3 separate regions of the Mus musculus genome follow, and regions 2 and 3 are each linked to region 1. Evidence: chromatin loops called from intact Hi-C (ENCODE). Cell type or tissue: gastrocnemius. All regions are shown on one strand.

Region 1 (8,000 bases):
TGGTTAGAGATGAAGAGAGATTCACTGGCTGCGGCTCCAGACTGGCCACTTGGGGTATACTTTCCTTGACAAGCGAGGCTGTTGGCCTAAAAGGGAAGAGGAATCAGAGGAATTCTCTTCTTGAGTCCCTCCCCACCCCGCCCAGGCACCTGTTCACACTTCCACGCCTGCCTGCCTGCCTTACCAGGGCGCGCTTGATGTACTCCTCCTGGGCTGCCTTCAGGTTCTCCTTCTTCCCACCCCAGGCCTTTAGAGCAGAGGCCTGCAGGGCTCGACCATAGGAGAAAGTCAAGGCCCATGGCTTCAGCAGGGGGCACTTGTTGATAGCATTGAGGTTGATGGATGCCTCTTCCTCACTCTGCCCTCCAGACAGGAAAGTGACCCCTGGAGAACAAGCACAGAAGGAAAGGGACCTGCATTAGAGATGCGGAGCAGGAAAAGCCATGAGGCGTCACCCTGGACAAAGTCAAATGTGATGGTGCATCCACCTCACCAGGCCAAGATGAGGGAGTGGGCCTCACCAGTGACAGCAGGGGGCACTGTGCGACGAAGTGCTGTGACCGTTGCCATGGCAATCTCCTCATTGGAAAATTTCTGGGTGCAAGCATGGCCAGGGGTGACCATGTTGGGCTTCAGCAATGTGCCTTCCAGATAGACATGGTGGTCGCTCAGAGCCTTGTAGACAGCCGCCAGGACCTGGAACACAGCAGGGAAAGGTGGAAAACAGGGATTACCTCAGCGGGGCCCAGCCCACCACATTATCCTAACCAAGCAGATGGGCAACCTACCTTCTCAGTAACATACTGGCAGCGCTTCAAGTCATGGTCCCCATCAGGGAGAATTTCAGGCTCCACAATGGGTACAATGCCATTCTGTGGGAGGGACAGGGTAATGAGGCAAGGCCTCCTGACTAGGAGCCTCCTCACCATTAACTTGATGACAGAGACCCAGGCTTCAAAGGCCTCAGCAGATTACAGGGGACAAGCAATCCTATCAATCTGCCTGTACACCTGTTGCCACCTCTACATTGCAGAGGGCCTCCACTCAAGAGCCTGACGCACAGCGGGTATTGAGAGCAGCTGCTCTGAGGGAGGCAGATATCCTGGCAGATAGACAGAAAGCTAGCCCACACTGCATCAATGTGTTAGGAAGTAGTCCAATCCCACCTGCTGGCAGATGCTGGCATAACGGGCCAGAACATTGGCATTTTCCATGATGGCCAGGGCCGAGGGAGTATGTTCCCCAATCTTTAGCACACAGCGCCACTTGGCAAAGTCGGCTCCATCCTTCTTATACTGGGCACAGCGTTCAGACAGCCCATCCAGCCCTGAAGGGGAAGAATAAAGAGAAGGCTTTTGATCAGACTCACTCTGGAACTCTGATGAGCTGGTGGAGAAGGGAAGGAGGCAGGCAGATCATTCTTACCCTGGGTAGTTGTCTCGCCATTGGTTCCTGCCAGGGGCACCACACCCTTATCTACCTGCCAGGGAGGAGACCAGCAGTCAGCTTTATGGCCCCTGTCTCCTCTACCCAGCCCAAACTTCACCTTTCACTGTAGCCTCTCATGGCTTGCAAATATTTATGAGAAAAGATGTGTATTATTTGAGAGAAATGTTAACTGGACTAGAGGGACCTGGTGCTACTGCACACTGAGAAAACCTTTTCACTTCTTCACCATGAAATCACCTTCTTGTATCACAGGGAAACCATTAAGTTGGCAACAGAGCGCTTGCCTAACATGCACAAGGACCTAAGTTCACCCCAAACACTGACAAAAAATTATGCTGAATACATCCACACCTGAGTCTCTAGGCCTGCTAGCCCAATATTCACCCCCTCCCTACCTATTAATCCCTTTCTCCAGATCCACCTCTAATCTTACCCCCCCCCCAGAGTCTGCCCTCTTACCTTAATGCCCACAACACCACCCTTGGACTTGATAACTTGGGGGAAGGGACGTCCATCATCTGCCTTCTGGTACAGTGTCTCGTGGAAGAGGATCACCCCCCCAATGCAGGGATTCACACGGTCGTCTGCAGTCAGCAGCAGCTGGCGGTAGAAGCGCCTGTTCTCCTCGGTGTTCTCGGTGCCAATGGACTGCAGGCGCTTGGCAATGCTTCCTGAAGGGAGGAGGGTCATGTGGGGAGATAAGGGGATCAGCCTGCTAGCTCCAACCTTGGGTCCCTCCTCCCCCTTTCTTCTGCCTGTACCGCACCGGTGGACTCATCTGCAGCCAGGATGCCCTTGCCCGGAGCCACAATGCGGTGAGCGATGTCAGACAGCTCCTTCTTCTGCTCCGGGGTCAGTGCTGGGTATGGGTGGGGCATGGTGCCGGTGGCAGTGCTTTCCTGGGTGAGGGAGGCAGACAGAGACCAGCGCTTAGTTGGACCATCCCATGGTCTCCCCGGTAACAAAGCTTCCCTGGAGGCCAGGGCACTAGCCCCCACCTCCCCTGCCCCACTCCCTGAGGGTCCTGGGATACTTCCTGTCCCAGAGCTCTCCCCTACTCCCGACTTCCCTATACTAGACCTGCCTCTTCCTGTACCTTTCCTAACTCTGTCTGTTGCTGGGTGTTGCCCAGCTCAGAGTGGGGTTGCTCACTGGCAACTGGGGGAAAGGAAAAAGCCAGAGCCAGGGACAGGCGGGTCATGTTGAAGCTGGACCCATCTGGCCTGCGCGTTGCCATGGGTCACCTTGCCTAGAAACAAAATTGAACCGGGAATATTTTAGAATTTAAGGATCACGAATAGGGCAGAGAGCCTAATACCCTCATCTGAAAGAGCCCAAGAAAGAAATGATCTGTGCTCAAAGCCACATAGCAACCCAAAGGCGAGAGTTAAGAGAGAACCAAGATTTCCCGACTGAGGTGGGGGGGCCCCTTCTAATCCACCCAGGGCCGGCCCAGGCTTCAAGGACACCCCAAGGTCAGGCTTCTCTCTTCGTGATGGTTGCGGGGGAGGAGCTCGAGGAAAAGGATTAATTATTAGGAAAAACACAGGGCCATCAGAAGCACAGAAAAGGGGCTATGGAGCCCAGGTAGAACGAAACCTTTGCCTCCATACTGTTAGAAGGGGAGGGAAAGGATGTACGAGGCACGTGCACTTCTACGCTACAGCGGTTCCAGACTCAGAATCAAGGTCACAGATAAGGAAAGATAGTAAAGTGTTAATGGGCAACAGAGTACTGCAGCTGAGGAGTTTAGCCTTCTCTCCTGGGGCTCCCCCGAAAGGAAACCAATTTCCTCCACCCCATCGCGTAAATCCTGAGACGGTGTAAGAGCCGATCGCCCCCGTCTCCCCATCGCTTCTTGAGATCTCTTGAATAGGAAATGGGACCCTGATGCTTTGCATAGCGGAGAGTTTTTGCAAAAATAAAGAGGGGTCTGTTTTTCCACCTCATCTTGCTTCCTCCCCCGGCATGACTCAGCGCGCTGAGTTGCTGCGTGGCGCAGCGAACCGCCAGGGCGCAGGCCGGAGAACCCGGGCTGGGGGCAAGCGTGGGGGTAGAAAAAGGAGAAGTGAGGGGCCGTGGGGAAGACGGCTCTGCACTGCCCGCCACCGGCCCAAGATCCTAACCCCATAGACCCTTCCCCGAGCACGTGTCAAATGGCGCTCACCTGGCACAGGACGGGGTGGGTCTGCCTGGTACGCCGGTGGGTAGGCGAAAGGACTAAGGAGCGAACGCGGCTAGGGTCACCAGAACCTCGTTCTGCTGCGCGTTCCAAGAGAACGCAGCCTATTCAGCTGGGTTGGGGGGGACGGGAGGCGGGGCCCCGGACATTTAAAGGCGCCGCTCCGCCCTCTGCAGGTTTTTTCCCTTGCAGGGACGGGAACCGTCCAATTGAAGGTGGGCACTGTGCGCAGCACCGCCCCAAGATGCTCCGATAGGAGGCGGCACTGGGGAGGAGACAAGCGGCTAGAACACGATCCCTCCTCCGCCCCGCTAGGACGTGACTCGAGCCACATCCCGCAGGTCACCAGGCCCCCCCCCCCAACACCCCCCCCCCCAACCCCTGCCTGGCGCGCGCGCGAACATCGTGACTCAGCCGGAATGTGGGTTGGCGAAGAGTAGGGAGGGGGTCAGAGTGAGATGGTGGCTGGCCTCTCCTCCAAGACCCCTGGCTTCCGGCTGTGTAGTTGCAGCCTGACGTCACTGCTAAGAACGCAGAGCTTCGGAGCCTCCCTGCCTGCCTGCTTCGTCGCTTGACTAAAATGCAGGGCGCGTTCCATCTCTCCCTGGCCAGAGCACGGCGCAGCTGACATGGTACGCAGGCAAAACCTCCCAGAACTAGTGTGCCGGCCACATCGGAACTGAGTGGCGTATCCAGGCCTGGCGTTGCCTAGCAGATTGGCGGGAGGCACCACCCGCGAGCTAAACACACCCAGTTTGAGGAAATGACCGACAAGGACTGGCCCAAGCCAGACAGGTCTTTCCCGAACCTGATTTCCTTCTCCAAAATAAAAAAATCCGTCTCGGAGCTCTCTTGTCACCCTGTAACTCTCAGAGCACTCAGTTTCCTCAGGTCCCAATCCGCAACCCCCATTCCCATCCTGCAATCCGGATAGCGGCCCACCTGTGGCGCAGTGACAGAAGCCGCAGAGCCCGGTCAGCAGAGAGTGAGCCCGGCAGTCCAGGGCTGGGTTTTAAGGCAGCTCCTACTCCCCACCCCTCCCCTACACACCCCCGCACCAGTGTCCCAGACCTTCTCGGTAACCCCTGCCCTTTCCCCACCACGAATCCCGCGGCCGGGACCTATATTTAGGGAAACCTGAGGCTCCTGACATTCATCCCTGCGTGGGGGGTGAAGAAGAGGCAGCTTTGGTTTGCCTTGAGAGGAGGAGGTGCCACTGCTCACTCACCGGTCTTTAGAGGAACCTCTTCCTTGGAAATACAGTGAAATTAGTCAAGAAATCAGTCTCAGGTCCAGGATCTGTAAGGCAGAACAAGAAGGGAAAACATCTAGATATTGCCTCCCACTGCCTCCTCTGGTTCCCTCCTCCCTTGACTCTGGTGCCTGCTGGTGGTTGTACTTTTTTTTTTTTTCCAAAGGAGAGCAGATGCAGGCAGGATACTCACCTCTTAAAATAACCAGGAGTCTAAAGGCAGGGTGTGGCTGGCCATCCCTTTATCCTGATAGTCCAGGTTGGCAGAAACCTCCCACACTGTTGCCTGGGTGAGCAATGTCCTGCATCCTCACCCTCACATACAATAGTTTATCAGGGAAGGGAGAGGAAGAAAGGCAGGGGCACTGGCCAGAGCATCAGGCCCTTTTCAGCGGTCCAAGGGCTCTCAGAATCCTGCCTTTCAGAGAACTCAAGGTTCCCAGGTAATTAGGCTGGGCCTGCCATCCATAGCTCCAGTGCAGTAGCTCCAGTAATGATGTCCTGAGGATCATAGAGGGGGCCCTGGGGACTGGCCACTCCCCAAAGAACAACGTCCCCAGCCCCATCTTTCATCTGAGCTTGATCTCGAAACAGAGGCAGTTGAGGCTCTGGCAGTCTGGGAGCTGGCAGGCACAGGCACAGTCACACAGTGGGCAGCAGCCAGGGCATCGAGGGGCCCAACCCTAAAGGAGAAGAGAGAGGTGGGTAAGCAGAGGGGCTGAGGAGCACCCACCCACCAGCCCAGTGGGACGGAGAGACAAAGCACTGGAAAGGAAGCACCCTCCATGCTGAACAGCAGCAGTGATAAAGTATCTGTCCCACTGGGTCCTGTGTGTGTGCGCGCGCGCGTGCGCGCGCGCGCGCGTGTGTGTATGCGCACATAGTAGGTATACTATACTCTCAAAGCCCTATGCAACCTAGAGGAAGTCAGGACCAGAAACATGTTTCAATCCTCATGAAGATAATTTCTGGGCTTTGGACTTTCTTGCTGGCATGAAACCAAACTATAATATCTCCTCCTAACGTTCCTCGTGAGACAGGCTCTCCCTCTACAGCTCAGACTAGTCAAGAGCCATGAAACCCAAGCTGGCCTCAAAAAAAATGACAATCCTTACTTCAACCTACTAAGTACTGGGGTTCCTCTTGTCCTGTTTTGAGACAGGGTTTCACTGTATGGCCTGGCTATCATGGAATTTACTCACTTCCTAGTGCTGACGCTGGCAGAGATAGATCTCTGTGAGTTTGGACCAGCCTGATCTACTATTTGAGTTCTAGGATAGCCAGGGCTACGCAGAGCAGTGGTTCCCAACCTTCCTAATGCTACCTTTTAATACAGTTCCCCATGTTGTGGTGACTCCCAACCAAAAAAGAATTTTTGTTGCTACTTTACACCTGTAATTTTGCTGTTATGAATCATAAATATCTGGGTTTTTATAACCTTAGGTCAGCCCTGTATAAGTTAATACCCACCTCCACCCCCACAAAGGGCCATAACCCACAGGTTGAGAACCACTGACAGAAAGGGACCCTGTCTAAGCCAGGTGTCCGGACCATGGCTCAGTGGTTAAGAGCAATGGCTGTTCTTCCAGAGGACCTGAGTTCAGCTCCCAGCACATATATACAGTGACTCACAGCCATCACGACTCCAGATCCCAAGATCCTGGGGATCTGACATTTTCTTCTGACTTCCTCAGATACATACGAGTCATACAATCGGGCAAAACGTTCAGAGATAAGATAAATCTTAAAGGGAGGGGTTTCCTCAGTGATGAATTGAACTTGGGATGTCACAAACACAAGGCAAGCACTCTGCTTCTGAGCCACCTTGAATGGGGGTCACACTCGTGGGGGGCTCATCACAAAATAATGAGATAGAAACTCAGTGGTTTGCCCAAAAGACTACAACCAGCAAGAGAAACTGGTTTGGACTAGAGTTGCTTTCCCCAGGCCTTGGAGTCTCCCGTGCCTGCCCTCCCAAGGCCAGGAATGCTGGCTTCATTCTAAGGCTTCAAAAGCAAGGATCATTGGCCTAGTGCTCTGTTTAGTATGAGATTTATGCTCAGCAGGTGCCTGAGACACAGAGAGTGTGACCACATGAACTAACCTAAGCATATCACTTTACTCTCCTTAGGCAAAGGCAGAAGAAGGCCTCTTCTGTCTGTCTGTCTGTCTGTCTGTCTCATGGACATAATGTCCTGAGACATAGGAGCATTCACCCCTGTAGCCCACGGCTCCTCTAACCCGAGACAGAAATGATCTACAGCTGCCCCAGACATGGATGGGAGGCAGGCCAAGGCCCTGGAGTGGACATACCCGGCGTGGCTGTGTGACAGACACTGGCTCCTTAAGGCCACGAGCAAAGCTAGTGACAGCCACAGTTGCACAGTTCAATCAGAGACCAGGGCCAAGCCAGGAATAGGGAAATGACCTTTCCAACAGCTGAGGTTTCGGGGTACGGTGTCAGATGGCCAGTGAGATCAGCTGTCAGCAAGTGGGGGAGGGGGAGACCAGCCAGGGAAAGGGGTCTAACCTGGGCCGAGTTACCACCAACGGGGGAGAAGGCTGTAGGCATAATGGTGGAAGGGAGAGAGAAGTGTTTTTCTTGTGTGTGAGAAAGAGTGGTTTGGGGGCATCTCTGGAGATCAAGTCGGGTGTGTGGGTTTCTAGAAGACCACACCATCACTCTGTGTACAGAGCCACTAGCCAGAACACTTCACAGCCCTTACCTCAGAAAAGAGGGTATTAAAAGCATTTCTTGGCTCCATTCACGGAAGGGTTTAGTCCAGCCATTAATAACTGGCTAATGGATTTCTTGACTTTCACAAGCAAAGGTTTCTGGAAGAACTCCACTGTTTAAGTACATTAAACAAGGACTCTGTAGCGGGCTAACCTTGTGTTTCTATAGGCTCTTAAGTGAGGTTTATCTTTGGACCAGGGGAGGACCAGACGTTTTTACTGGCTGGTTAGTGCTTAAGCCCTAGAGTCAAAAATGCCTGCATGCGAATTCCGCCTGATAAAATCATGTTTTGAGCTTCAGTTTCCTCATCTCTGAGACAGACACAGACAGGGCTTACTCATCAGTGTGTCAGGGGCAGATTTGGTGCGCAGTGACAGGAG
Region 2 (8,000 bases), 420 kb after region 1:
GTTGTCATTTGCTTACTTGCCTGCTTGCTTGCTAAAGTGAACCCACAAAACCAAGCATACTGTCTATTGGCACAAAATGCTTACTGAGTTTAGATCTGTGCCCACCCCACTCAGGGGCTCAAAAGTCTAGTTCATCTCTTCCAGAACTGTGGGCTTCCCTGAGCCCCTCTGAATCCTGGCACACTGCAGTCCCCCTTTGGGAGAAAGAACATCCCTTCCTACCTAGGTCCTAACGAGACTTGCATCCCAAGGCCTCCTCCCCCTCCCTTCCTGGGCTCCAGCTGCTGCAGGCCTCCAAGAAAGGAGAGGCCCCTGAGCTGGGCTATTTTAGTATCTGGGGTGGGTATCCACAGGGCTAAGGTTACCACGGTATGTTAAGGGCTGCCGGGGCAGGACTATATAACCCCAGAAGAACTGCTCCAAGCAGATTCTCTTCCTTTTTCCATCTGGAGCTACTGCCTTGCCCCCAGGAGATCTAAGACATGGTGAGTGAAGATTCCTCCCAACCTAGCATTAGCTCAGGATAGCCCTACCCTTCAAAAAAAAAAAAAGGGTGCTGCTTCTCATTCCAACTACAGGCAAAATATGAACCCTCTCTCTTAGCACCAGAATGGGGCCAGAGGAGAGTGATGGGCTGAAAGGTTCAGTCAAGGATAATATGCTCAGATATCTAACCATGATGTCTAGGGGTAGGGGTAGACCTGTTCAAAGTCTGTTCCACCCCTTTCTATCATTTCCTAAAGTCCTCAGACGAATGAGATGATCCTGCTTGCATTTTGTAAGTGGGAACTAGAGGTTCAGATAGGGCCAGTGAGTAGATTAAGCTAGCAAGTATGGACGCCAAGTTGGCAGGCAGAGGATTCTGAGAAGGGCACTTGTCAGTCAGGATGAAGTGATCTGGGAGCTATAGTTGGGAATTAAGACACACAGCCAAAATGAGGCCCCTTAGCCAAGAGGTGCCAAGAAAAAGAAGAGTTATTCTATAAAAATGGACTCAAAGAACTCCGAATCTGAATCTGATCAGGCATAATGGGTATGCCTGTAATTTCAACTGCTTTAAAGCCTGAAGAGGTAGGAATCCAGGAGTCCAGGAGTTCAAGGCCAGCCTGAGTTATGCAGTGAGACCAGTCTAAAAAAGAAAAACAAAAAGAAAAGAGGAGGAGAATCTGGGTGTGGTGATGAATATCTTTATTCTCAGCAGGAAGAAGCAGGCAGATCTCCTGGGTTCAAGGAAAGGAAGACTGGGTCTATAGAATAGGCCCCAGGGCTAAATCATGAGACCACGTCTCAGGGTGGGGGTGGGGAGGGACAGGGTTGGGGTTGAGGATGTAGCCTGCCTAGCATGCACAAGCAACCAAATAAAATAGGATGTGCTGCTCGTGACGCTAACCCTGGAACTCGCACGGTCAAGGTTAGAGACGGAGGCACGGTGAGCAGGCCAAGGTCATCCTCTGTTAAGTAGCAAGTCTGAGGGCTCCATGAGACCCTGTCCTTAACAGAAACAAAAGTCTGGTTTGCTGCTCCCAGGAGAGAGGTACAGGAACTGGCCTGTAACTCCCCTGTTCAACCTTTACCCTCACAGGCACCCAAGAAGGCCAAGAGAAGGGCAGGAGCGGAAGGGAGCTCCAACGTCTTCTCCATGTTTGACCAGACTCAGATCCAGGAGTTCAAGGAGGTGAGAGTGGGAGGCTAAGGAAAGCCTCCCCAACCCTCCTCCCCACCCTCCTCCCTACCCCTCCTTCCCAGAAAGTGCACCTGTTGAGGGAGGAGGAGAATCCTTCCCCTCCCTTCAAAGGGTGGAGGGGGACAGCTGGCTCAGGGCCAGAATCTGATCTGCCTTGGGCCAATTCCTGGTTTCATCTGTCCTCACCCCTACCCCTCCACAGGCGTTCACTGTAATTGATCAGAACAGGGATGGCATTATCGACAAAGAGGATCTTCGGGACACCTTTGCAGCCATGGGTGAGGCCCCTACTCCTATCTATAAATGTTGAAAGCTATGGAGTTGGAGGGGAATCCAGTGGCTTCAGGCCTTAATCTGCCCAGATGAAAAAAATGAATGAGCTAATATAAGCTTATGAGAAGCACACCTCTGGTCCCCAACACCCAACTCCAACCCCTAACGCTCACCCCATTCAGGCCGTCTCAATGTGAAGAATGAGGAACTCGACGCTATGATGAAGGAAGCCAGTGGGCCCATCAACTTCACTGTCTTCCTGACCATGTTTGGGGAAAAGCTTAAGGGTGAGTAAAAGGTTCTCCACCCAAGACCCTGGTTGCTCTTTCCAGACCTTTGGGGACGCGCTAGACTCGTGTCCTCTGTCCCTGCAGGTGCGGACCCGGAGGATGTGATCACTGGAGCCTTCAAGGTCCTGGACCCAGAAGGGAAGGGCACCATCAAAAAGCAGTTGTGAGTGGCTCCCTCTAGTGGCTCTACTGTCTTTTCCAAAAATCCCTGCTTAGGGGTGACAGGTTGACAGAATGCATGAGCAGTAAGGACTGGGTGACATTTTTATAATAACTAAGGGAAGAAATTCTAGACAGTACTTGGGAGATGCGCCAGACATGTTTCAGGAACGGTTGGTGGGAACAGGAATGAAATGAGAGGGGACCGTACTCATGAATCCAATCTCACCTCCCCGAATGTCCTTCTCAGCTTGGAGGAGCTGCTTACCACGCAGTGCGACCGATTTTCCCAGGAGGAGGTGAGTTGGGGAGAGCCCGGGAAGGAAGAGGACTCCGAGTGGAGGGAAGTGGGAGAGAGGGAAGCAGTGGGGGAACCGGTCCTAGAGCTACTCCTGTCTTCCTACAGATCAAGAACATGTGGGCAGCCTTCCCCCCAGACGTGGGCGGCAACGTGGACTACAAGAACATCTGCTACGTCATCACACATGGTGATGCTAAGGACCAGGAATAGGGGACCCAAGGTCTCAGAAGACCTAGATAGGCTTGTAGCCGCTCCATCTCTCACCCTGGCCCTCAATAAAACTCAACTGGTCTTTGTTTCTTATTGGTGGCAATTTCAGTGTGTTCATGCGCAAACTCAGGTGGGAGGCTGAAACAACGGCCCAGACAGACAGGAGTGGCTAACAGTGGAATGACTAGTGGCCAGGAGGCCCCCAGCGGGCAGCTCCATTCCTGCTGGGAAGAAGACTCCGGCAGCTGGGGGAAGGCGGGAAGCAGTTTTTATTAGATGGAGAACTTGGAGGAATAGGAAAACCCAATTGGAACGCGGGAAGAGCGGTGGGGGGGGGGGGGGAGGAGTGGTGGGGAGGCTTTTCTTGGAGTGCGGTCCTCTTAGAGCCGCGCGGAAGACGAAGTCGGATGGGCCTTAAACTTCCGGATTGGAGGGATCTGGTTTAAGTGCAAGGGCAGGCCTACCCTCTGGATCCCCGGATTGGGCGCTGGGCTGTCCAGCGCGGGGATGGGATAGCCGATTAGCGGTGAGCAGAGGCGAGGACAGGCGGTATTGGGGAATATCACAGCACATCTGATTGCTCGCCCTGAGCCTGGCTCTGCTGCATCTGGGCTTGCATCTTCTCCAGCATTTCTTGCATGCGGCGCAGCTGTGCGGAGCAAGATTGCAGGCAGTGGAACCCGGCAAGGCCAAAATGGGATCTAGAAAACGTTCTAGGGCATTAATTAGAGGGAAAGAGAAGTGCTTGCTCACCTCTTCGTCCTTCTCGCGAATCAACTTTTCAGTGTCAGCCAGAGGCAACATGGGCAGCGGGATCTCTGTGGCACTTTGCCGGGAAAGCTTGCTAAGAGAGTAGAGGGAAAGGTTGTGTGCGTTCAGAAAACATGTTGACGTCTGACATTGTGGGTCTAGCCTTGGGGCGAATTCTGAGTGTAGGAGGCGGGGCCTTGTCCCTGAGGTTAAGGTCAGTGTGGGAGAGGCTTAGTTGGATTTGGGAAGCCGAGTTAAGAAGGGTAGCAGGACCAGTCAGGAAGGCTTGCCCAAACGGCGGCGCCATGGAAGCACCAAAATAGCCCTGCTCTCACCTGCGGCTGGCTCGATCCCGGGCCCCAGGTCGAGCCAGACTCTGTAGGCAGCGAGCCCGGTAGCCCTCGTAGAGCAGATCGTGGGTCACCTCTTTCAAGTCCTGAAGGTGGGTCTGCACCAACATCCGCCTCAGGTTCAGGAAATCGCAGTGATGTGGGTTCTCCACTAGAGGGCGGACCAGATAGCTTTGCGTTCAACGCCACCCTTAGGCTCTGCTCTCTGGGAGTACTTCACTAGTCTAGAGAAGAACCCAGGATTTGCAGCCCAAGGACCCCTCTTGTGGCCTCTAGGAACTCCCAAGACTAGAGCCCACCTCCAACTTCACGTATGAATTCAGACCGAACTCCCTACTGCTCTCAAAGCATGCCTGGCCTTACCCTCCACGGTACCCCAGGAGTAGCGTCTTCCCCTCACTGGTCGGGTTCCATCCCTCACCACTTCACAAGACCCAACGACTGCGAAAGGGATGTTTTCCTATAGAACGGGAGTCAGGAGTCACGTTGGCTCATCCTGGGCATAATCCTCTTTCTCAGCTTTCGCCTCCACTTCCTGCTTCCTTGCCCCTGTCCACCTCCACCTGTCAAACCTTCATTTCTTCATTCTGCTTCTTGAATTCTTCGTCCTCATCAGAGTCACACTCTGGGAACTGATAGATGTTGATCTCCTCCTCTTTCAACTGGTCCCGGATCTCAGAGCAGATAGAAGGAGAAACGGACATTACATGGCTAGAAACAGTGGGGTAGATAGAATGGGGTGATCAGAGAGAAAGAACGATATGAAGGACAAATGGTGAGAAATGGCCACACAAGATGACCAAAACCAAACCTCAGAGACATGATGGTGAGAAACTCAGATAGGACAAATATCAAAATACGAGGGGGCCGGGCGTGGTGGCCCACGCCTTTAATCCCAGCACTCCGGGAGGCAGAGGCAGCGGCAGCCGGATTTCTGAGTTCGAGGCCAGCCTGGTCTATAAAGTGAGGTCCAGGACAGCCAGGGCTATACAGAGAAACCCTGTCTCGAAAAACCAAAAAAAAAAAAAAACAAAAAAAAAAAAAAACAAAAAACAAAAAAAAAACAAAAAAAAAAAAAAACCCGAGGACGTGGGTCCGTGGGAAAGCACTTTGAAGACAGTGAGACAGGCAGCCATCACTATCGCAGAACCAAAGAGACCCCAGGAGTTGAGTTGTGGTGCCCCTCCCCCTTTCCTCTTAGTCAAGCATCTAGTTCCAGGGCTGTATGACCGGTCTGTTCTGAGCCTGAGCCCTTAGGGCCATGGTGCTTGTGGCAGGATCATAACCCTTTCCTCACCCCACCCCCAAAAAGGTCACCCCAAGATTAAAAAAAAAGTCCAGACAGACAAGGTTGAATCATGGCCTTGGCTGTCACTTAGGGGCCTCAGCCATACCTTCTGCTTGAGGGCCTGAGTCTCCCTAGGCATCAGGGCGTCTGCTTTACCGATGACCGGGATGATATTGACTTTCTCGTGCACTGCCCGGAGGAAAGCCACATCTAGGGGCCGGAGCCTGTTTCAGGGATTTATTGGTCAGGACTCAGCTTCAAGTACTGAGCTTTCTCCAGCCTCCCCAACCAGTCCACCCCCAGGGTGCTCTCCAGACCCTCGGCCAAAGGGTGAGATGAAGTAGAGGCAGCAATGGACTCTGGAATCCTGGATGTTCTTCCTGTTCAAGCCACTCTCATCCCTGAGGTATTGCTCAAACTGCTCCTCAATGAAGCGAACCACAGGCAGCCAGCTGGTGTGTGGGAAGGAGATAGATAGTCCGAGATCACAGGCCAGGGGACAAGATGAAGCTAACCAGGACTGTGCAGTCCCAAGTCATTTCTTTGCTCCTAACCAAAGCCATCAGGGACAGCTGGCCACAGTACATGAGACATCAGAATGTGGTGGCTGCACACCTGTAATCTCAGCACTCAGGAAGCTGAGGCAGGAGGATTGTCACATTTGAGGCCACCATGGCCTACATAGTGAGTTCCAGGCCAGCTAGGGCTAATGTGACACCATGGCTAAAAACAAAAACAAGCCACAACAACAACAAAAGCATCGAACAAACCAGGCATGCATATATATACCTGTAATCTCAGGAGGAGGACTTTGAGTTTCAGGCCAGTCTGGGCTACACAGTGAATTTGAGGTCCCTGAGCTACATAGAAAAACCTTATCTCAAAACAAGAAACACTGGATACTTTGGGCTAGATTGTTACCAGAAACAGGTGCCCCCTTTTGGGTCAAGGGGCTGTGACAAGCCAGCCCTACAACTGACCTCTGGTTTTCCATAATGGAAGAAAGGCTTAGCTCCTGCCCCTCCCCCTTCTCACCAGTCTGAGCAGTCCACAGAGTCCCCAAAGCCAGGCGTGTCCACCAAGGTCAACTTCACCTTGATACCTCCCTCCTCAATCTCCACACCCCGGCGCTCAATGGTCAGAGTTTGTGCCGTGCGAGCTATGGGGACAGAGAATTGGCTGCGTAGGGCTCTGAAGCAGGGCTCCATTCCCACATGTGTTTTCAGGGGAGGAAACCATCTCAGAGAAAACCAGAGGCCACCAAAGTCCCCAGATAGAAAGAAAAAGAATGCAGCCTGATAACACAGGAAGAGGCCAGGGACAGCACAGAGGGAAGCCAGGACAGCAGTGGGGATGGGAAGCCTGTGGAGACTCGGGGTAGATTTACCACTGGCATCTGGCACCTGCCGATCCTCGTAGAGGTTGGTGAGGAACAAGCTGTTGATGAGGGTGGATTTCCCCAGGCCTGACTCCCCTGTGTACGGGACAGGCCCACTGGTCAGACAGGAGGATGGCCATGATCTCATAAGTACATCACCCCCTCCAGAACCCACAGACCTGCCACCATGAGTGTGAAGTCAAACCCCTTCTTGACAGACTTGCGATGCAGCTGGTTGGGCAGGGCAGCAAAGCCCACATATTCCTTGTCCTGTGGGGGTAAAGGGAGACAATATGAGGTTCTTGGACATGGCAGGGAGTGCCCCAGTACCACCTGAGCCCAAAAGCTAGTAAGGCCACTTACTGTGGGTTAACTTTGAACTGGGGACCCTCGAGGGAGAGAGCTGGCCCTGAATGACTAGATTCCTGGGCCCCCGAGAACTCACCATGGCTCTGCTGGTTGTCGCTTGCACCTGGTGTTGCTCCCCACTTCCTCTGGTGGGGCAGGAAGTTGAACGGTGTCAAACAAAGGGGGGGGGGTGGAGTGAGGGGGCAGTGCAGGAAGCTGAGCTGCTTAGAGAGAGGTGAGAACCCATGCCCATCCCTTTTCTTTTAGTCCAAAGATTTTATTCTTTGCGCACACAAGTAGAGGCCAGAACAGGGCATTGGATCCCCTGGACCTGGAGTCACAGGGAGCTGAGCATTGCCTGGCATAGACAGAGGGAGCTGAGTTTGGGTCCTCTGTAAGAGTGGCACCCTCTGAATTGATAAGCCCCGATGCATCTCTTCCCGCCACCTTATATACAGCTTCAGCCCCTTCATTCTCCACATGGCTTTATGATGAGACTTACCATGGCCCTCATCATCATGGTGAGAGGTGGGTATGGACAGAAAGAAAGGAAGCAAGATGTTCTCCTTAGCAAGTCTGATAAGAGTTGAGCAAGATGATTTGCAAAAAGTAAAAAAAAAGTTCCCAGGGTGTGAGCGAACATAAAAACCACGATAGAATTGGAGGTAGGTGACTAACAGTTCCAGGCTCAGGCTATGGGTTCTTTTTGAGGGTCTTAGTGCTTGGATTGAACTCAAGTCATGGGTACTGCTGTGCTCAACTCCACTATACTCCCAGCTCCCAATGGATTTTGGACATTTTGACACAGGACTGTCAAAGGTCTTGCTGTCTATCCAGTCAGGCCTTGAATCAGCCTCCTGAAAGCTAGGACTCCAGGCCCACGTGTACCTCCATTACAGCTGTCTTGCTTTTGAGACTGGATCTCCTGGAAGCCTAGGCTGGCTTCAAACTCACTTTGTTGTCAGAATG
Region 3 (8,000 bases), 330 kb before region 1:
GAAACTCTCACCCTGATGCAACAGCTCACAGAGGGAATGGGGATCAGGGCTGGCAGGAGTGCTCTGGAGCTGGGCCAGCCCCAAGCCAGTGACTGAGAGCAGGACCCCTGAGGCTGGATGAAGCAGAGGCTCTGGAAGGGAGGGGAGAAGGTATGGAGAAAAGGGGACAGAACAGAGTTGGGAGCAAAGAGCACAGACTTCCTAAGCCCAAAGAGAAGAGGGAAAAGAAACAGCAGGGTTCGGGCAGTGGCAGTCCTGTGGGCGGGGCCCCAGAGGCTGGGTGCAAAGCCACAAGTTGTTGCTGAAGGGCTGGCCTGGCCTGGGTGTCAGCTTCCTCCAAAGAGCAGCTGCTCTGAGCCACCCTTCCCCACCCGCTTCATCATTGGGGTATCTTTTGATTTCCACCCAAGCAGCTGCTGGAGGAGGAGCAGCCGGGGTATATGGGCCAGGCTGCAAGCAGGGGGAAACTGAGGCAGTAAAGTTTCCATGGGACTAGAGATAGAAAGGTCAGTGAGGACCAGCAGCACTGTAGCCCTGGAACACAGGTCCCACCTCTACCCAGGCCTCAGTTTCCCTGAAAGAACCAAGGAGCAGGTCCCACACAAGGGCTCCAGTGCACAGACAGAATGATAAGGCAGCAGAGCCCACAGAACAAAAAGAAGCCCCACTTGTTGGGGTGACCACTGGCCAACACCGAGAGATAGAAATGAAGGGCTGAGCCTCGGATTCATCCTGCCTTCTGCCCAGACTTGGGGGAGGGGTGAAGTCAGGACAAGGTGTTCCTTCCCACCCTCTTTTCACAGTTCCCACAAACCCCTCCCTCGAGGTAGAGTCCTGCTGTGACCCGAGGTGGTAGGGCTTAGACAATGAGTGAGAATCTAGGGGTCACATAAACAGGCATTTCTGCCTGGCCCAGGACCCTCCATCTGGGGCCAGAGGCAGGCTCAGCAGCCATGATGGCTCAGGCCCTAGCTGGCTTCCCCCCAGCAGCACCTGGAGGAGTGACAGGGGTACAGGCTTCCAGCAGCAGGAATGCCCAAACATGGAGAGCGAGCGGGAGCAGGGACACTGAGCTTCAAAGCAGTTGAGTGAGGAAAGAAGGCAGGCTTTACAGGACACTCCTGCCAAAGAGGCTCTCTGAGGTTACTCGGTTCTACCTCTCCCAGCTTCCCAGAGAGATAAATGAAGGCTGGAGAGAGAAAGCTACCGGCCCAGAGGCCTAGAGCTGCAGGACAACACTTTTGACCTGGGGTGGGAAAGAGCAGATGAGGTCATTTCACAGACTACTTCCCAAGGCACCAAGACTGATGGTGTCCTTGCTCCTGAGTTCTGAGACTGAGGGAAGGCCTGGCTCTGAGAGGCATGAGAACAGAGCCTGGCCCACTCCCAAGTTCCACATACAAGACTTACTGGGGGGAGGGGGGTCTCACTGTCTCCTAGAAGATCTAGCCAGAACAGGTTAGTCTAGGGGTATCTTTTTGCCCACCTCAGGATGGCAAGTCCCTGAAGGTGGCAAGGCATGGGGGGAGGGGAGCCCTTGAACACCAGTTGCCATGAGATTAGGAGGGGATCAGGCCTTCCCACAGAGGTGCTACAACCCTCACTGGCCATTGGCTAGCTCCAACAATCTCACTTGGAGAACACAGCACCGAGGTCTCCAGCTGCCTTCCACCCAACCTCCACAACAGGGCCAATTCAATCCCTAGTCAAGGCCACGATTTGGGGAGCTCCAGGGATGATGTAAAGTAAGAGCCAGCAGGCTTCCCCCAGTCAACCCCCATCCTCGGTAGCCCGTGAGCTCAGCTGTCTCCTGTCCGTCTCCTCACAGAACTAACACAGGCCCAGAATAGCAAGGTCATGAGCGTGGGTAGGGCCTCCTGGAGGTGGGGCAGAAGCTGAGGGACAGAAGATCGGCTGTTCCACTTTCCCAGGGGAGGAGAGTGACACTGGAAGGTGGCAGGGGGAAACACAGTAGGTGGGAGTCATCAGATCCTGCTTGCCTCACATTCACACACACACACACACACACACACACACACACACACACACACACACACACACACACACATATCCCACCCCTAAGCTGGGAAGCCAGGACACCCCCGTTGGAAAACACAGATGCAGTGCAGAAAGATGTGTTTAGGACAGGGTCTGTATTTAAAAATGGGAGTTTGATGGTAGTGATCAGTCACTCCATGCCAACCAACAGCTCGGACCTCAGAGGAGCGGGGTAGTAGGGACAGGGAATGTGCAGAACTGGACCCAGGCAACTGGAACTTGAGACTCTCGAGGGAAGCCTCGAGACGAGTATTTAAGTCAGACAGAAACAATTAGGCCAAAACATGTCTGCAGCACCAACTAAGCTGAAACGTCACATGACACAGAGGCTGTCAGGGCCCAGAGTCGCTTGCCTTGCCTTTAGCTTCATACAGCAAACGAGGCAGCAGCAGGCCTCACAGCCAGGACAGTCCTGGTCCTGGGCCCCTCTGTAGACTGCACCGCTACAGTCAATCTTCCCCAGCCCTGCGACTTCAGCATTTCCTGCCTGCTTCATTCCTACGGTAAGAGTTTCACTCAAAACAATTCAGTGAAGTAAAGGCCTTTGGTGACCCCATCTTTCACTATCTTGTCCCAATAAAAGAACAGACTGGCAGGGCGTGGCAGTATAATTCCTTCAGCACACAGGCAGCTGAAGCAGGAAGATCGTACGTTTAGGTTACATAAGACACCGTCTTAAGAGATACCATCACCCTGAAAACAGAACATGCTGGAACCCACAAAAGTACTGCTGAGCTCTACATTGAAGCACTCAGCAAACCAAGGGGACCGGAGCAGAGAGGTGGTTCTGAAGGCCTTGACTAGAGGATGAAAAGGCCTGGACCCAGGCCAGCTCTTTGGCCTGAGCTCAAGAGACAGCTTTATCCGCCCATCCCAGGTCCTACTCCAAATATCAGCCACAGCCATCATGATGGAACTGAGATAAACCCTTTATTTATTTATGCTTTTCCATTTTGTTTAAAACAACAACAACAACCTTAATATAACTGACAGCCCTTCCCCCTCACCCTTGGTTGGGTTGGGGGTTATTAGTGGGGAAACAGCCCCCAGGGATGGGGCTGACCATAAGAGCCCCTCAGGGAGGTAACGGAGCCCAAGTCCTTGGCCTGGGGCAAGGGCACCTGTAGTGTGTAGTAACTGGGGACTTAACAGGGCTCATGAACCTCAACTTGTACCAACATACACACCCTTGGCTGACAAGGGTCAGGAAGCATGTAGGGAGGGGACTCCCACTTTCCTCTGTGTTCCTACCCAGCTCAGTCTCACAACTTAAGGCTGGGAGCAGGAAAATGGAGGGTGGGCAGGTATCTCACACAAATGAGTACTGATTATTAATGGCTCGGGGGTGACCCCCTTCTTCTCCGTTGCCCCCTAGTGGTAGCTGCTGGAGCTGTACCATTAGGGACACCTCCAAGTCCCCACTAGAGCCAGCACCACCCTGAGCCTCAGTGCCTGGTGCTATGGCCTCTTCCAATTCAACCATGGGGACCAGCTCAGCCACGGGGACCAGCTCTTCCTGGACCCCTCCACTGCCCGCTTTCTCTTTCTCTTGCCTCTCTTTGGCTGCTGCGGCTGTGGCTGCCGCAACTTCTGGCGCCCCCGACGCCTCTTCTGCCCCAGGATGTGGGGGATCTGTCCATGGAGGGGGTTCAGAGGGCTGGGCTGGGTCACGGGAGGTGCTCCGTTCTGGATAAGAATGGTGAGAAGACATTGCTTGTGGAAGGAAGTGAGTTCTTATGGTGACCTCCCCTTTGCTTGTCCTCCCCAAGGAGCCATGTGCTATCTCCCCCATGTCCCATCTCCTGAGCAACCCCCCTCCATGGAAGATGAATCATGGGCGGTGGTGAGAGGACCACACTTACACACAGTCACTCGCTCCGAAGGGCAGGAGGGTGGAGGAGGCATCGGGGTAGCATCGGTCGCCCTCGCACACCCCTGCATGGCTCCCAGCCTGCTCCCGGCCTGGGGGAGGGGAGGGGAGGGGCAACGTGGGGACAGATGGGATGGTGGGTGGGGGAAAGTGAGAGATCAGACAGGGACATCAGACATCAAGGGAGGAAGGAGGGGATCAGGCCATGAATCCCCCAAAAGGCCAAAGACAAGGCCGAGGAGGATGGGTCCAGGAGACAGACAATGATGGCGCGGAGGGTCCAATGGAATGGGAATGCAGCACCCAGCTCTCCACTGCCCCTGCCCCAAGAGGAGCCTCTGCCTGCATCCTGTCAGCCTTCTGCTTCCCTTCTAGGTCCCTGCCCAGGTACCTGACTGCCCTGCTCCCCACTAACAGGGCCTTTCCTCCACCCCCCCAACCCCGTCTTCCTGGCACACACACCTCACTTCTTGGGTGCACGGGCACCTCCTCCCCTGCAGACCTGCTCTGCTCACCCTGCTGCCGCTGGGAGGGCACATAGCTGACAAGGACAACATCACTGGAGCCTCCAGACTCCAGAGGGATGGGGTGCACCCGGAAGTGCTCAAGCATATCGAAAATGGACTGGAACCACAGATGTTGGACCCGGCACTGTCCCTCCTCATTTAGTGACAAGCGCAGGTGCTGAGGGCAGGATGACAAGTGAGGTGGGAGTTAAAGTCCCTGTCAGTTAGACATCCTTCCTCCCCTGCACAATGGGATCCCCAGATCCCCAGATTCTCCTTCAGGGCCACTCACCTTGGCCTTGCCCTGGAAGTTGAAAGTGAGGACATATTCACCACGCCTTGTCTCACTCTGGCGTACCAAGAAGACACCATGGGAGCCAGTGCCTCCTTCTAACACTAACTGGGCAGCTTTGAGTCGAGAGAGCATGCCGTGGAACCAAGGATAGCCTGAGAGGGGCTGATCCCCCTCACCCCCCTCTGACTCCCCTTGGAACAGGAACGATCCTTCAGGAAGGAGAGAGAGGGAAAAGCAGGTGTCAGAGGCCTCTCCCTAGCCCAGTTTTCCCCTTGAGACACCAGGTCACTGGTTCTTCCCCGGCTTGATCCCTCCAGTTCCAATACAGGATCACAAACCAGACACAAATACACATGCACCCAATACCTGTGGCTGCTTCTGGAGTATCCAGGGGAGGGTAGGGGGTAGAGAGGGGATGAACTGTCCCTGCTGGAGGCCCCTCCTCAATGGGAATTCGAGGAGGCAATTCTGGAGGAAGCAGTTCCATCGAATCAAAATGGGAGGCAGCAATGGAGGCAGAACTAGGGGAGAAGGACGCCGATGGCCGGTCTGAGAGGCCCCCATAAGCTCCTGAAAGAAAACAGAGGGACCAAACTTGAGAATGACACAGGTTCTGCTCCTGCAGGCCTGGGCTCCTGCCATCTCCCCATTGGCTGTCCACTTGCGTGCCCAGCCCCCGTGCCTCTGGAGGAGCGACCCTGATGGATTGTCACGATGGTTCTGACTTACACTGCTTGTACGGCTGAGGGACCAGGGTTATTTCGAGGAGGTCCTAGAATCCAAATGTGCCTATGTCTTTTCTGAATCAACAGCTGAAAGATTATTGCAAAGGTTGGTGGGGTAGGGATAGAAGCCCTGAAAAATGTCCACATTAGAAAGGAGCCCTCTGTCTCTTTTAGACTAGAACTATCATCTTGAAGCACATCAAAAATGTCAGGAGGTCCATTCCTGTACCGAGGGCCTCCGAAGACTGAGGCTACAGCTTGCAGGTCAGCCTACAGCAACAGAAGACTTGGGAACACGCTCCAGTGACTGTCATCTTGTGATTGCCTAGCAGGAGCCTTCCCCTTCAGGCCAGAGTCACGTGACTTTCACCTGCGTTCTTCCCTTTCCAAGCATCCTGGTGCTCACTCCCATGTCAGCTCTCAATAAGGTTCCTGGCCCTTGAAGCTACTCTCATCTCTCACCTCGGTACAACATTCTGTCAGTTTCATCTCCCTTGTTCTCTTCCTCCTGAGTTCCCATGATGCGCCCTGCTAGGAATGCTCAGAAGACACTAAGCAGACCACCCCCCCCCCCCTTAGAAACCTGCTTTTTATTAGGAATAATGTCTTACCAATTCAGTTAGAGTTAACCCATGGAGACCAAAGAGCCCACTTGAAATACCTGAGTTCCCCATCCACCCCAGAGCCTAGCATGCAGCCAGCGATACACTAGAGCCTGACTGAGCATCTGTCAAACATCAGGCCTAGACCAGCAGACACATCACCACACTGCTTAGAAAACAGCCACGTCAGAACCTAGATTAGCACAGCAGCACGTCTTTGTCGGCAAACTCAGGAAATCCATTTCCTCCCTGTGGTCTCGGTTACTTGCAATCTGATGTAAGGTCTATGCTAGCTCTAACAATCCAGTCTGTAATAACTTTCTTGTTGACTGAACGCAGCCCTTGTGCCAGGCACTATGAAGCCAAAACTCAAGAGCCAATGGTCAGGAGAAAAGGGTAGAATAGAGGCAGTCTACAAGGTGAGCTGAGCCAGACAGATATTTTTCTGCATGTGTCAGTGTTTGATCAGGATGAAAGAGGAGGTGCGCACTTGGAAGGCAGAGGCAGGCGGATTTCTGAGTTTGAGGCCGGCCTGGTCTACAAAGTGAGTTCCAGAACAGCCAGGGCTACAGAGAAACCCTGTCTCGAAAAACGAAAGGAAAGGAAAGGAAAGGAAAGGAAACGAAAGAAAGAAAGAAAGAAAGAAAGAAAGAAAGAAAGAAAGAAAGAAAGACAGACAGACAGACAGACAGACAGGAGGTACAAAGGCCACTGACATATGCTGAGATACATGACAAGACTGAAACAAAGATGTCCACTAAGTACTCTGGAAGCCTGCTCAAGAAAACCATTACTTCATTCTAGACAGAGTGGTGGCCTACTGGAAGGTGGCTTATGAAAAAAAAGGTAACAGAGCTGAGTGTGAAAGGTTGGTTATGGGGCCATGCAGGGTGGTCACTGTAATGATTTTAAATGGCAAACTGTGACTTAAGAGTTCATGGTATGTTCAGAGACAAAAGACAAGCAGTCAGTAGGTCATAGGTAGAGCAGCTAGGGAACAGAGCTGGCCCAGCAGCTCACACGGGCTCGACCTTACCCTGCGACAGGCGGTCGTTACTCTCGCTGGGTCCCAGCAGCAGATCCTGGCTAGGCAGACTCTCTGAATGATTCAGGCAGGGCAACTCCAGGCTGTCTGTGTTATCCTTTGTGAAGAAGGAGGTCCCAGGGGCCAGGGGAAGGGTCATGGGACGGGGGCTGATAGCAGGACAGGGTCTACAAAGACAGGGAAAATGGCGCTGGGGAAAGTCACCAGGAGAGACAGAGGTGCCATACCACGTCCAGATCCCTCAGAAAGAGGCAGGCTTCTTACCCGGGGCTTAGGCATTCCTGGATGTCAGACACCCAGGCCTTCACATGAAGCGCATCACTTGTCTCCAGGATGTACTCTGAAGGGCCTTCTACCTACAGGGCCAAGAGGTGGAGCTTTAGCAAGGGCAGTGGGTAGGAGGCCTACAGGCCACATCCAACCCTGAGGAAAACAAGAAACCACAGCCCCAGGAAGACTCAAAGCCCCCGACATATACTCATCCTGCTGCTGAAGATATGTGCCTAAGTCTATCAAGAGCATTTTCTCAAGCACAGGTACTCTCTGGGGACAGAGCTTGGGGTTCCTACCTTAACCACAAACGTGTTCTCCCTGTCAGGCATCTCTAGGGCTGTGGCTGTGCGGACATCAGTAATAGTAGAGCAGGGAATGCTGAGACGGGGTCGGGACGCCTACGCGGGAAAGGGAAGAAGAATCAGTTTTTGGTGTGTCAAATCTAACTGTATCTCCCTCCATTCACCTACCCTTCCTTCCTAGGTAAGGTGAAAAAGTAATAGTTCTTTGGTCTCAGATCCCCCCATGGCAACTGAGAGCCCACAGTTAGCACTGAACCCAGGACAGCAATATTGTGTATGTGGGTTAGTAACCCCACAGCTATCTGCAGAGCTGAGCCTCCTCTC

Evidence for each region. Peaks named below come from ENCODE experiments on the same cell type or tissue, not always from the same donor. Only the 100,000 strongest peaks of a DNase experiment are listed, where the experiment ranks them.
Region 2: it touches region 1 in a loop (5-fold over the local background); 3 of 42 quality-filtered maps call a loop at or near these places.
Region 3: it touches region 1 in a loop (2.6-fold over the local background); 2 of 42 quality-filtered maps call a loop at or near these places.

The regions. Positions count from the first base shown.
Region 1 is chr7:126,795,429-126,803,428 of GRCm38, forward strand. It overlaps Aldoa (aldolase A, fructose-bisphosphate), which reads right to left and starts at 3,826. Exons shown (of 9, transcript NM_007438.4): 1 at 3,617-3,826; 2 at 2,216-2,348; 3 at 1,909-2,120; 4 at 1,426-1,480; 5 at 1,167-1,327; 6 at 789-872; 7 at 522-696; 8 at 185-384; 9 at 1-86. The coding sequence starts at 2,327. In gastrocnemius, CTCF peaks have their summits at 535 (motif pointing right), 1,163 (motif pointing left) and 4,108; DNase peaks (open chromatin) are centred at 307, 494, 1,153, 2,111 and 4 more places; H3K4me3 peaks cover 7,757 bases; H3K27ac peaks cover 8,000 bases.
Region 2 is chr7:127,211,279-127,219,278 of GRCm38, forward strand. Mylpf (myosin light chain, phosphorylatable, fast skeletal muscle) reads left to right here and starts at 330. Exons shown (of 7, transcript NM_016754.5): 1 at 330-485; 2 at 1,583-1,675; 3 at 1,887-1,962; 4 at 2,140-2,244; 5 at 2,332-2,410; 6 at 2,657-2,705; 7 at 2,813-3,009. The coding sequence starts at 483. The coding sequence ends at 2,917. It overlaps Septin1 (septin 1), which reads right to left and starts at 7,167. Exons shown (of 11, transcript NM_017461.2): 1 at 7,129-7,167; 2 at 6,863-6,953; 3 at 6,693-6,779; 4 at 6,341-6,464; 5 at 5,623-5,757; 6 at 5,412-5,529; 7 at 4,590-4,691; 8 at 4,381-4,477; 9 at 4,003-4,168; 10 at 3,671-3,761; 11 at 3,164-3,566. The coding sequence starts at 7,131. The coding sequence ends at 3,480. In gastrocnemius, CTCF peaks have their summits at 2,438 (motif pointing left) and 4,164 (motif pointing right); DNase peaks (open chromatin) are centred at 1,822, 2,407 and 4,146; H3K4me3 peaks cover 4,836 bases; H3K27ac peaks cover 4,792 bases.
Region 3 is chr7:126,464,030-126,472,029 of GRCm38, forward strand. It overlaps Sh2b1 (SH2B adaptor protein 1), which reads right to left. Exons shown (of 9, transcript NM_001289541.1): 3 at 7,671-7,772; 4 at 7,366-7,457; 5 at 7,093-7,268; 6 at 5,096-5,299; 7 at 4,727-4,938; 8 at 4,391-4,612; 9 at 2,964-3,744. The coding sequence ends at 3,517. Among named protein-coding and RNA genes, the nearest start is that of Atp2a1, 5.0 kb to the left of the region's middle. In gastrocnemius, a CTCF peak has its summit at 3,434 (motif pointing left); DNase peaks (open chromatin) are centred at 2,894 and 3,434; H3K4me3 peaks cover 3,588 bases; H3K27ac peaks cover 5,355 bases.